Linked DNA regions of Homo sapiens: region 2 is linked to region 1. A link is a contact called in ENCODE Hi-C data. All regions are on one chromosome and are shown on one strand. The core of a region is the stretch at or near the end of the contact, and the rest is flanking DNA. Distances in the headings are between cores, read along the strand shown. Region 1 overlaps SLAMF1 (signaling lymphocytic activation molecule family member 1). Region 2 holds the start of ARHGAP30 (Rho GTPase activating protein 30).

The links. Hi-C counts contacts between places; a loop is a spot of excess contacts on that map. Pooled maps may share reads with other maps.
Region 2: a loop to region 1 is called in a pooled map, with 6 times the contacts of the local background. The contact joins the promoter of ARHGAP30 here to the enhancer-like site in region 1. A Hi-C loop is called at or near these places in 4 of 50 pooled maps.

Annotation. Positions count from the first base shown.
Region 1 is chr1:160,638,060-160,643,825 of GRCh38, forward strand. The region is part of intron 1 of SLAMF1 (signaling lymphocytic activation molecule family member 1); the gene reads right to left. Among named protein-coding and RNA genes, the nearest start is that of SLAMF1, 6.1 kb to the right of the region's middle. RefSeq lists an enhancer at 2,511-2,670. Within about 2 kb of position 3,517, at least 5 of the 41 ENCODE cell types and tissues checked have a DNase peak (open chromatin) inside an H3K27ac peak, as active enhancers do.
Region 2 is chr1:161,065,660-161,071,468 of GRCh38, forward strand. ARHGAP30 (Rho GTPase activating protein 30) reads right to left here and starts at 4,232. Exons shown (of 12, transcript NM_001025598.2): 1 at 3,869-4,232. The coding sequence starts at 3,965. NECTIN4 (nectin cell adhesion molecule 4) reads right to left here. Exons shown (of 9, transcript NM_030916.3): 9 at 5,339-5,809. RefSeq lists an enhancer at 3,525-4,071 and a silencer at 3,968-4,117.

The DNA.
Region 1 (5,766 bases), core at 2,267-4,766:
CCTCTCTCTCCAAACACCCTGAGATAGTTAATAATGTCGACAGTGAGATATTACTGTATTTCTCTTTTCCAAAAAAGCTGAGCCAACAACAAGGTTAAAAAAAAAAATACCAAGAGCCTTTCAAACCACTATGAGGGTTCCTGCTGCTGATTATTTCACACCTCCTCTCTCCTCAAACCCACAACCTGCCTTTCCCCCTCCTCTCTCATGTGACGACTTTGCTTTTTGTTTCACTGAAGTATAAAATAGAAAACACAAAAAGAGAACTTCCACTTATTACCACCACTAAATCAACCTACCTACCTGGATGGATGGTCTACATTCCCACTTAAGTCGAGCCTCTTCCTCCACGGAGCACTCACCTACTTCAAGGCTTTGTTTCGGCAATTGCCTCTGTCCCTCACATTATCAGGTTTTTTTTTACTAGGTTATTTCCATCAATACACAACATATAAACTTGTAGTTTCCTTATATTAAAACTATCTCCCCTGATCCCAGGTCCATCCCCAGATACCTCTCCATTTCTGTTTTCCTTTACAGCAAAGTGCTTTAATGTGTGTTTATAGTTTCTTTTCCCATTTCCAGACCCATTTTTCCTTGGACCCACTATAAACAGGTGTTCTTCCCCACTGCTCGCTGGAACCACCTTTGTCAAGGTCACTGTCTACTCCACTAAGCCAAGTCAAAGTTCTTATCTTACTTGCTTTCTCAGGGGTACTTGACATAGTTCATCCATCCCTCCTTCAAACGCTGTCATCATTTGGCTCAGGGAACAACATACTCTCCCGGTTTTTCTCCTATCCTATATAGGTTGCCTCTGCTCAGTTTTCTTGGCAGGAGCCTTCTGCTCTTCTGGACTTCTAAATACTGGAGCATCTCAGTACTCGGAGTTCTCATTCTCATCCACACTCATCCAGTTTCTCACCCAATTGCACAGTCTGACATATTTCTGGGATGCTACAGGGTTATATCTCCCAACCAAAACCTTCACTGCACTCCCAACTGCCTACACAAGACAGGACTTGGAGGTCTAAAGGGCATTTCAAACTTAGCAAACAAACTCTTGGTTCCAGAACACCTTCTGCAAACATTATAATTCAGCCAATTTGTCAGGCCAAAACACTGGAAACATCCTTGATTCCTTTCTTTCTCGCATACTCCAAACTCAATTTTTTTTTTTCTGTGAGATGGAGTCTTGTGCTGTCGCCCAGGCTGGAGTGCAATGTTGCGATCTCGGCTCACTGCAACCTCTGCCTCCCGGGCTCAAGCAAGTCCCCTGCCTCAGTCTCCTGGGTAGCTGGGATTACAGGTGCCTGCCACCATGCACTGCTAATTTTTTGTATTTTTAGTAAAGACGGGGTTTCACCATGTTGGCCAGGCTGGTTTCGAACTCCTGACCTCAAGTGATCTGCCCGCCTCGGCCTCCCAAAGTGCTGGGATTACAGGCATGAGCCACTGTGCCCAGCCATACTCCACACTCATTTTAACAGCAAATCCTCCTGGCTCTGACTTCAAAATATGTCTGGTATCTGAACCCTTTTCACCTCCTGCATTTCCACCACCATCATCCCAGGCCTGGGTACTGCCGTCTTCTTCCAGCTGATCTCCCTGCATTCATACAATAGATGGAATCATCTTTAAAAACCATGTCCTATTTTGTCTCTCTCCTGCTTTTAAATTTCTGTGGCTTTCTAGCACCGATAGAATAAAACCATAGTCCATTATTGATATGGCTTCAAAGGCCCTGCATGCCCAGTCCGTGGCACTGTTCCAACTCCATTTCCTGCCCTCCTCTTTGCTCACTGTGCTACGGCCACACTGGCTCCTGGCTGTTTCTTAAACCCACCAAGAACATTCCTGTCTCAGAACTTTTGCTTTTGCTGTTCCTCTCTCTGAAGAATTTCTTCCCTTCCATACCTGGGTAGCTCATTCTTTCACTTTATTTTAGGTATCTGCTCAAAACAGTTTCTCCTCCAAGAGGCCTCCTCTGACCATCTATCTAAAATAGCTTTGTGTTTCTTTCTGCACTTATCACTGCATTATATTATACTGTATATTTGTTTGTTTTATTTTTGTCTCTCCCACTAGAATGCAAAAGCCTCAAGAGGAAGAACTTCATTTTGTTCACTATTTTGACCCCAAGACCTACAAACAGGTGCTATGTGCTTAGTATATAGGAGGCATTTAATAAATATCTGTTCAATGAATGAATGCTGAAAACCATAATACCTGACCAAAGCCTCTTATTTAGGTTATTAGGTTTGTCATATATATATATATATATATATATATATATATATACACACACACACACACATATATATATATACACACACACATACATATATATATACATACACATATATATATATCTGAACTTAACCATAAGCTAGTGTTCATAAAAGAAGGAGCCCATGACTCAAAGAGAGCATAGATTGTTCTAGCTGATAAGAAAGTCAGAGAGTAAAATAGAACCATCAGCTTAAGTAATGCAGCTACCTAGAAGAGACTCTTTCACAACTGACTTGTGGCTAAGATGAGCTATTGGAAAATTGGACACACTGGCCCAAATATTCTTGTCACCAAAATACCCCGAAATCCCCATGTTGCTCAGTAAAGGGCTCAGCTAATAGTAGACTAGAGATTCAGTGATTGGGGAAGAAGAAAAAGAAGTCTATCTGGGCTAAAATCTGGCCTAGAGTGATTGAAATTCTTAATTGTTGAGGAAAAGTGAGAAAGGCAATTAGGCATTTGTCTTTTAAAATATTGCGAATATATTAAGCTTAAAACAGAGTGCTCTCCCCTGCTGCTTGATGACATGAGGAACATTATAGTTATTGTGGTGGTGGTGGTTGTTTTTACATTAATATACTGGGAAGCATGTTGGATTTTCTTCCACCACACTTATGGATGCCTGACTGTCTAGATAATGTGACCCCTTTGGTGGCTACATACCTGACTTGTAGGCACAGTACCTAAAAGAGTAACTTCTTGAATCCTGAACCTAAACTTCTGTGTATAAAGAAATGAGAAAAAATTTAAAGCCATATGTGCAAGTATGAACTTCCAGACTTTTGTATAAAAAGTTGTATAGATGAGCGTATACATATTTTTCTGGGAGCACATCCATAAATGCCATCTCTTAAAGGGATCTGAGATTCAAAACAAGATTAAAAATTGCTAGCGTAGTGTTGATTTTTAAAGACCAACTTTGATAGGGAGAAAAAAAGAATAAAAAATCCCATTTTCAGGCCATAACCCATCGCCACCACTCCCCAAAATGGCTCCCATGCACTCCTTCCCCACCTAACCTTGCACACTCTTTGCGCCATGGTTGCTTTCAGAACTTGGAGTTGATTGGGGGAGGAGAAAGAGGGATATAAGAGAGGTAGGGAATAACCAAAAAAATAAAAAAATAAAAAAATAAAATAAACGAAAGAACATAGAAGGAGAAAGAGGAAGAGGAAAAGGGAGGGGTAGATGAGAGAGGCTGAGTGGTTTTATGCACACTCAGTCATGAGGAGTGGAACCAAAACTTCATCAGGAAGAGACCCTTATACCCCACAACCCACATAAAGAATGATGACGCAATACCTGAGTGTGTGAGTGTTGGGGTCTGGAGGGGGTACTTGAGATCACCCTCACATAAGCACAAGGTGGAAAAATAAGTGGGGGCTTTAAAGTGGTTCATAAAACCCCTCGAGTGGCGTCCCTGCTCCTGAAACATCCTGCTAGATGAGTGTTTTCCAGTGTGTCTGTGATTCAGCCAGCCCTTATTTACTAAAAGAGTCTGGGAGGAAACATTTGTAGCTGTTAACACCAACTCACTTTCCTTCATGGGTAATTCTACTTCGAAAAATGAGTGATTCACATGGGCCTATGGAGTTTGGTCAAAAATTATTAATAGTAGGATTTAGCCAACCCTCTCACAAGATGGGCTTCTACCTAATGATAACTCTTTTTGTTTTATTGTATTATATTTTTTTGCCTAGCCCTGACACTTTCATATGTGCTTTTAGCATCTTGCTACAGTATTCTTTCAGGTACAGAAGGAACAGAACTTACAGACCCCACAGTTCTTTTGGTAAATTTAGGCTCAGAAAGAAAAGACATCTTGTCTGTGTTTGCTTTTTAAACTGTATCCCCATCAGTCAAAGTCCTATTTTTATTATTTGGCACTGCTGGGTCTTTCTATCTTAGACTATTAGTATGTACGTTCCCTAGCCTTAGAGGCTATAACCACTCTTTATTTGCCTAGCTAACAACTTCCATCTTTCTGGTCTCCATTTTGACATCTCTTTCATAGGGAAGACTTTCCTGACTCCTGACTTAGGTTGGGTTTTCCTGTCACAGACTTCCAATGGACAATGAACGCACTCCTTCATATCATTCATCACGTGTTCAACTCTGGTTCAATGCCTGTAATCCCCCACTCTTATAAGCTTCCAAGAGTAGGGACTGTGTCTGTTTTATTCACTACAGTATCCCTAACACCCACCTGGGACATAGTAGGAGCTCAGTAAATCCTTGTTGCCCAAGTGAATTAATAAAACAGAATGGGATGAATGAAAAATGAGCAAATGACAACACAGAGTCCAAGTTCTCCTCCCTCCAAAAGCAGAATGTACTCTGATTTGCCTTTATAGTATCCCTAAGAGGTATATTATGGAAGAAAGTGGTGGGGACCCTTTTCCCCACTTGCCAGCTGAGGACATGGAAGTGCCTTAAATATAAACCCTAGGTTTCAGGTACAACAGACAACTTGCCAAGAACACTTGAAACCCTTTACCTCTGCATTTGTGCCTCCTTCTAGAACGCTCCTTCTCAAGTTCCATAAAAATCAAGCCCATCGGACCCATTTATTTGGGGCTAAGTTTTTAATATTCATTTTTATTAACTTTATCCCAAATGTGCACATGAGATATACTGGATTAGAGTTAAATTTCTTATTAAATGACTCACAGTAAATAGTAAATGCTTTGGCCCCCCACTTCCCCCTAGGATGATGTGATAAGAGCAAGGTCAATTGCTCTATGTGAGTAAACAGACACTCCATAGGTAAGAAACAAGGACAAATTATTTTCCCTACCTATAAAAGAGGGAGGAGGCAGCTATCCCCCCTCCCCGTCTTAAAGGTCTGCTCCTTATTCCAACACTTTGGTAGGTAGATAAATCTCTCCAGGAGCCAGATAGTCCGTTACATGTCTTGGCTTTTATGGCAAGTCCTGGGACTTGACTCCAAGTTCTGGGGCTCATTCCTTCTTGCATGCTGCATAATGATGGCACAAGCTTATGCTGGCCTGCTTAGGAAGATAGTGACTCCAGGCTTCATGGCACCCTGGGCGCTCTACCTAGGGACCTTGTTCAGGCTATAACCATTTGCTCCTCTCGGGAAAAATTTTATTATTCGTTTGGATCAGAGCAATTACCTATGCAAATAACTACAGATTTAATTCTTATGGTATGAAAAAATGTCAGAGCTAGTACTCTTCACCAGGACACTGAAAAGTCGAGAGAAGTTTTATTTCCCCACCCTCTTTATCTCTGATTTCTTCTCTGCCATGTTAAAAAATTGATACATAATAGATGTATATATTTTCAGGGCACATGTGCTGTCTGATACACTCACATGTTGTGTAAAGATCAAATCGGGTTAATTGGGATATGTATCACCTTGAGTATTTCTCTTTTCTTTATGCTAAGAACATTTGAATTATTCTCTTCCAGTTATTTTGATATGTACAATAGATTATTGTTAACTATAGT
Region 2 (5,809 bases), core at 2,982-5,481, 430 kb after region 1:
AGATTCAAGAGATTCTCCTGCCTCAGCCTCCCAAGTAGCTAGGATTACAGGCACCCACCACTCTGCCCGGCTAATTTTTATATTTCTAGTAGAGACAGAGTTTCTCCATGTTGGTCAGGCTGGTCTCAAACTCCCGACCTCAGGTGATCCACCCACCTTGGCTTCCCAAAGTGTTGGGATTACAGGCGTGAGCCACTGCACCCGGCCCCTTATTTATTTATTTATTTATTTATTTATTTATTTATTTATTTATTTGAGACAGAGTCTCACTTTGTTGCCCAGGCTGGAGTGCAGTGGTGCAGTCTTGGCTCACTGAAGCCTCAGCCTCCCGAGTAGCTGGGACTACAGGCGCACACCACCATGTCCAGCTAATTTTTGTATTTTTAGTAGAGACGGAATCTCACCATGTTGGCCAGGCTGGCCTCAAACTCCTGACCTCAAGTGATCCACCCGCCTTGGCCTCCCAAAGTGCTGGGATTACAGGCGTGAGCCACCATGCTCAGCCAACCAAAATCTTTCAACTCTCCTCATACGACCTGGCTTTCAGACCCTTCATCCTCCTGCACACCACAGCCAGGAGTTGGGTGGGATTAGGGAAGCATCTAGTGTGCAAAATTTAAGGAAGCACTTATTCTCAGGGCCATGGAGATGCCAACCATGCCCATGCACGGTCTTGAGTACCTCCTTGAGAATGAGGCATCTAGGGGCCTGGTGTGGTGGCTCACACCTGTAATCCCAGCACTTTGGGAGGCCGAGGCGAGTGGATCACCTGAGCTCAGGAGTTCAAGACTAGCCTGGCCAACATGGCAAAACCCCGTCTCCACTAAAAAGTACAAAAATTAGCCAGGCGTGGTGGTGCCTGTAGTCCCAGCTACTCGAGAGGCTGAGGCAGGGAGAATTGCTTGAACCCTGGAGGTCGAGGTTGCAGTAAGCCAAGATGGTTGTGCTGCACTCCAGCCTGGGTGACAGAGCAAGACTGCATCTCAAAAAAAAAAAAAAAAAAAAAAAAAAAAGGCACCTAGGGCAATTGTACGACACTGAAAGTGAGTGCTTCCTTAAATTTTGCACCCTAGTCATGTCTCTTGCCTCGTCTTAGTCTCAGTCCTACAGTTCACCATCCATCGTTTCAGTACCTACTCCCATTTTCTAGGATCCCACTGACCTCAGGTTCCCAGCATTGAATGCAGAGATAGGGCAGGCCCCTCCTTGTCTGAGCTGCTGCTGTACTCTCGGGTGCCTAATGCTAAGCCAACTCTTTTGACTCATAAATAGTCTGCTGTCACCTAAACCACCAGGTTTTTGTCACATGAGCAGCATACAAACCAGGTCTTCTCTATCCTATCCTTCTCTGCTGATTTTGAACCTCCAGAGTCCTTTAAAGGGGACACTCAAAAGCCTAAGGAGTCACAGCCATAGAAGAACTGGGTCAAGGAGATGGGGGAAGAGACAACAGGGTCACAGAGATGGGGGAGTTAGGGAGATAGAGATCAGAGAGATGAGATCAGAGATAAAACCTACAGACAGGATTGGAGCGATGAAGTCAAAGGGATGGAGACATCGAGGAAATAAGAGTAGGGTCAGGGAGGAAGGCCAAAAGCTTAGGGACCTGAGAATTAGAAACCTGAACAATCGGCCAGGTGCGGTGGCTCACGCCTGTAATCCCAGCACTTTGGGAGGCCGAGGCGGGTGGATCATGAGGTCAGTGTTCGAGACCAGCCTGGCCAACATGGTGAAACCCTGTCTCTACTAAAAATACAAAAATTAGCTGGGTGTGGTGGTGCCTGCCTGTAATCCCAGCTACTCTGGAGGCTGAGGCAGGAGAACTGCTTGAACCTGGGAGGCAGAGGTTGCAGTGAGCCGAGATCACCCCACTACACTCCAGCCTGGGACAGAGCAAGACTCCATCTCAAAAAAGAAAGAAAGAAAGAAAGAAAGAAACCTGAACAATCTATCAAAGATTAGGAAAAGAAAGAATTCAGTATATACAGGGCTTAAGGAAGGAAGAGACCCATGTGGGGGCAAAGAGCTGGAGAGAGGGCTGAGATGGAGCAAGGCTGTGGGGATGGGGGAGACCAACGTGATCAGGGAGGATAAATTAAGCGAAAACAAAGATCTCTCTGCTCTCATTTTTTTGTGGATGTTGGATTAAAGAGAGGAACCATCACCAGCCTCTCTCTGTCCTTCCTTCCACTTTCCACCTCTCTGTACCAGGAAGACCTGAGGGATAGGGAAGGAGCCACCACTGCTACTCTGGTGCCCAAGATCAACCCACCCTTGGGTTCTGTGAGGTTCTGGTCTCCTGCTCTCGGATTCACCTAGGATCAGGATTCAGCAATCAGATCTGTCTGTCCCCTCTAGAGAGTGTGCCCCTTCCCTGCTAGGAATCCAGGAAGAGGCCGGGAGGGTTATAGGAGCAGGGTCTGGGCTGGCTGTGGGTTCAGTGTTTCAAGATAAAATTGGTTGGTGGACCACAAAAAAGGGCAGTACCAGGAAAGGCTGAACTGAGGGTTTGCATTGAGCTGGGAGGAGCACATCATCCCCAATTAAATCTCATAATCCTTGGCTAAGAATCATAGCTCTTGAGAGGAGTCCCTTAGAAAGGAGTAAGCCCTGCACTGATGGCTGTGCCACCTCCACTCTGCCCAGTGAGAAGAGGAAGGCTCAAATAAGCTCGCTTCAGCTGTTTAACACTCTTCCTTGGGGTCTGGGCTTTCCCTTAACCAAGGGCAATGGGGATAGGGGTCCTCTCACTGGAGGAGAAAAGGGGAAGGAGGTGTCTGGGGACGCAGGGGCGGGGCTAAGAGCAGGAAATGATCTGGGAACCACCATCACCCTCCCTCCGCTGCAAGCACCACAGCCCAGAGCAGAGGAGGGGACAAAGAGGAAATGACAGATTGGGGTGGGGTGGAATGGGGTGGAGTGGGGAAAGAATTATGCCTTTCTCTAGGAGGAGCTTGAAGTGCCAAAAACAAGCTGGGCTGGGCAGCCAGGGTGCCTGGGTTCAATTTCAAATTGAATCAAGAAATGATTTTGAGTGGCTGCTCCATGCCAGGCCCCGTTGTGAACCTGATATTGTCCCTGGTCCTTCTGGCTTCAAAGCCCACTCTAAGGTAACCCAGGGAGGGAGCTGGGTGAGCTCCACAGACAGCTCCACACCCACCCTCCTTTGCACCCTCCACCTCCAGCTTCAAGCCAGGCCTCACACCCTCTCTTTCATTCTTCCCCATTTCAGCAGCTTCTCCCCTTGCCCCCCACTTTGAACCTGTTTCTCTTTTGCACAGGGACAACAAGAGAATCACAAAGACTAGGGGCAGAGGTTGTTTCCAGCCCGACATCATCCCCTGCGGCCCAGCAAGGCTGCAGTGGGAACAGAGCCCATGACCTTGTCCTTGGGTGTTCTCCAGCCAGGAAACCACCCGCCTCAAGGGCCATCTTGAGACCCTTCTGGGGCCATTTCCCTGTCTCCTTTCATTCAGACCTAAGGATAATCATTTCCCCTTCAGCCACTCCTCTCCTGACCCTGTCGCCTCACCCTCCCTCTCCTGTTCCCAGTCACCTGCCCGCTGTTTCATCCACTCCTCCTCGGTTTCCAGTCTCTCCATCCTCCCCCTCACTGCTACCTGGGTACTCACATTCTCATCCCCTCAGCCACCCCATCCCCAGAAAGTTACACAAGGGAGCCGCCCTGCCTTCTTCACTGAGCCACATTTCCTGTCTTGCCCACTTACAGTTCTCTTGAATGGTGACCCCAGGCCACTGCCCCTTCCCCAGGAGCACCGGAAACTGCTTCTGCCCTTCAGGCTGGATCGGGCTGCAGATGCCCAGTGCCTCCCCACCCACCCTGCAGAAGCTGAGCCGGCCTCCTTACCCTCCTGGCCTGAGTGCTGCAGGTGCTCCTGCAAGTCGCACCCAAAAACCCGCTCCTTTGCGCTGCCCTTCTTCTTTCCTTTCTGCCGAGACTTCATGGCCAGAGCCCCAGGGCACTGGCCCGGTCACCTCTATCCCCCAAGACCTGTGCCCTACCAGTCCCCCATGGGATCCCAGCCAGCTGCTGGGCTTGGCCCGGCCCCAGGGGGGCAGGGCTCCCAATTGGGGGTGGAGGGTGGCCTGGGCAACGGGCAGCAGCTCCTGCCCCTGGGGCCCCGGCCACACGGAAGTGGCTGTTGAAGAGGAAGCTACCAGGACCCTGGCAAGAAATTGTGTCCTGTGTCTCGTGGCCCAGCCTGGCACTCGCCCTCCTCGCCCCGCTCAGCTTTAGGGGGCAGGAAGCAGTGCAGCTCCTTAACCCACTTCCTGTTAGAGCATCTTTGCAACCACAGGGCCTAGGGTGGGGGAGGTAGCTGACATTCACATCCTCACCCTTTGCTTGGACTTCATTCATTGGTCAGGGGAGGTGATGTCAGAGCCCTGGGGTGGGGTGATGGCGTCTGTGGTGTGAGCAGGTGACCAACTCCCTTAGAGACCAGAATTCTTGGGTCCAAGGTAGAGACCTGGGGCTTGCCTGGGAGCAAGTTGACACAGGGCTGTAAAAAGCACACTCACAAGGGAGGATGCCTGGGTTCTGCCTCTGATGGATCTAGCACCTCAGTCAAATCGCATTACTTCACTGAGCCTCAGTTTCCAAACCTAGGAAAATGAAGGGAGCAGACTAGAGGACCTTTAAATCCTCCCACCTCTAAGAGTCTGTAAAACTCATTTAACTTGAGTTTCAGTTTCTTTACCTGTAAAAAAGGGTACACTGCTGCCTATTTCACATAGCTGTTGTTGAGTCTCCAGTACAATAAGGAATTCAGGCTGGGCGCAGTGGCTCACGCCTGTAATCCCAGCACTTTGGGAGGCTGAGGCGGGTGAATCACCTGAGGTCAGGAGTTCGAGACCAGCTTGGCCAACATGGTGAAACCCTGTCTCTACTAAAAATACAAAAACTAACTGAGCATGGTGACGGGTGCCTGTAATCCCAGCTATACGGGAGGCTGAGGTGAGAGAATCGCTTGAACCTGGGAGTCGGAGGTTGCAGTGAGCTGAGATAGTGCCACTGCACTCCAGCCTGGGTGACAAAGTGAGACTTCATCTCAAAAAAAAAAAAAAAAGGAATTTAAAACACTTTGCAAACTAAGGTACTGGCCATCCTCGAAAGGGTTCTTAGCTTCACTTTCCTACCAGGGGACTCTCAGAGATGGCCAAAGGCCTTGTGGAGGCCAATTCTTTCCCTTCCCTCCCAGCTACAGGCATCCTAAGTCTTCCCCTACTTGGGACTACAGGAAGGATGGTACCGAGACAGAGAGTATGTGACTCAGAGCTTACACAGTTCAAGGGGCAAGACAGGAGCCAGACAGAACAAGTTTTGTCTGTTTATTTAAAAACAGAATATCATTTTATGTACAAATATGCACATATTTACATAAAATGTACATGTTAGGATCTTAGATCTTCAGGCTCCACATTCGAAGTCCTAGGCTGGCTGGGGAACGAAGGATGGGAGCCTCTCCCTTAGGCCAGAAATCCAGCAGATTTCAGACTAAGAAGAGTTTGGGTACTAAATCTAGGTATTCTGGCTGAGTGTATCTGGGTGGGCCAGCTAAAAATAAACCTCATTGAACTCCAGCCCCAACCCAGAGAAACATCCAGAAGAGCCTTGAATTAGTGATCCAAAACCCAGGGGGAAAGGCGACATTCTCACCCCCAGCACCTCCTTCACCTCACCTCAACTCCTACTCTCTCGGTCTATAATCACTGCTCTCTCTCTCCCCAACACCACTATTGAACAGGAGCCCTTGTCACCAGGTCCAAGCAATTCCCTAAGGTATCA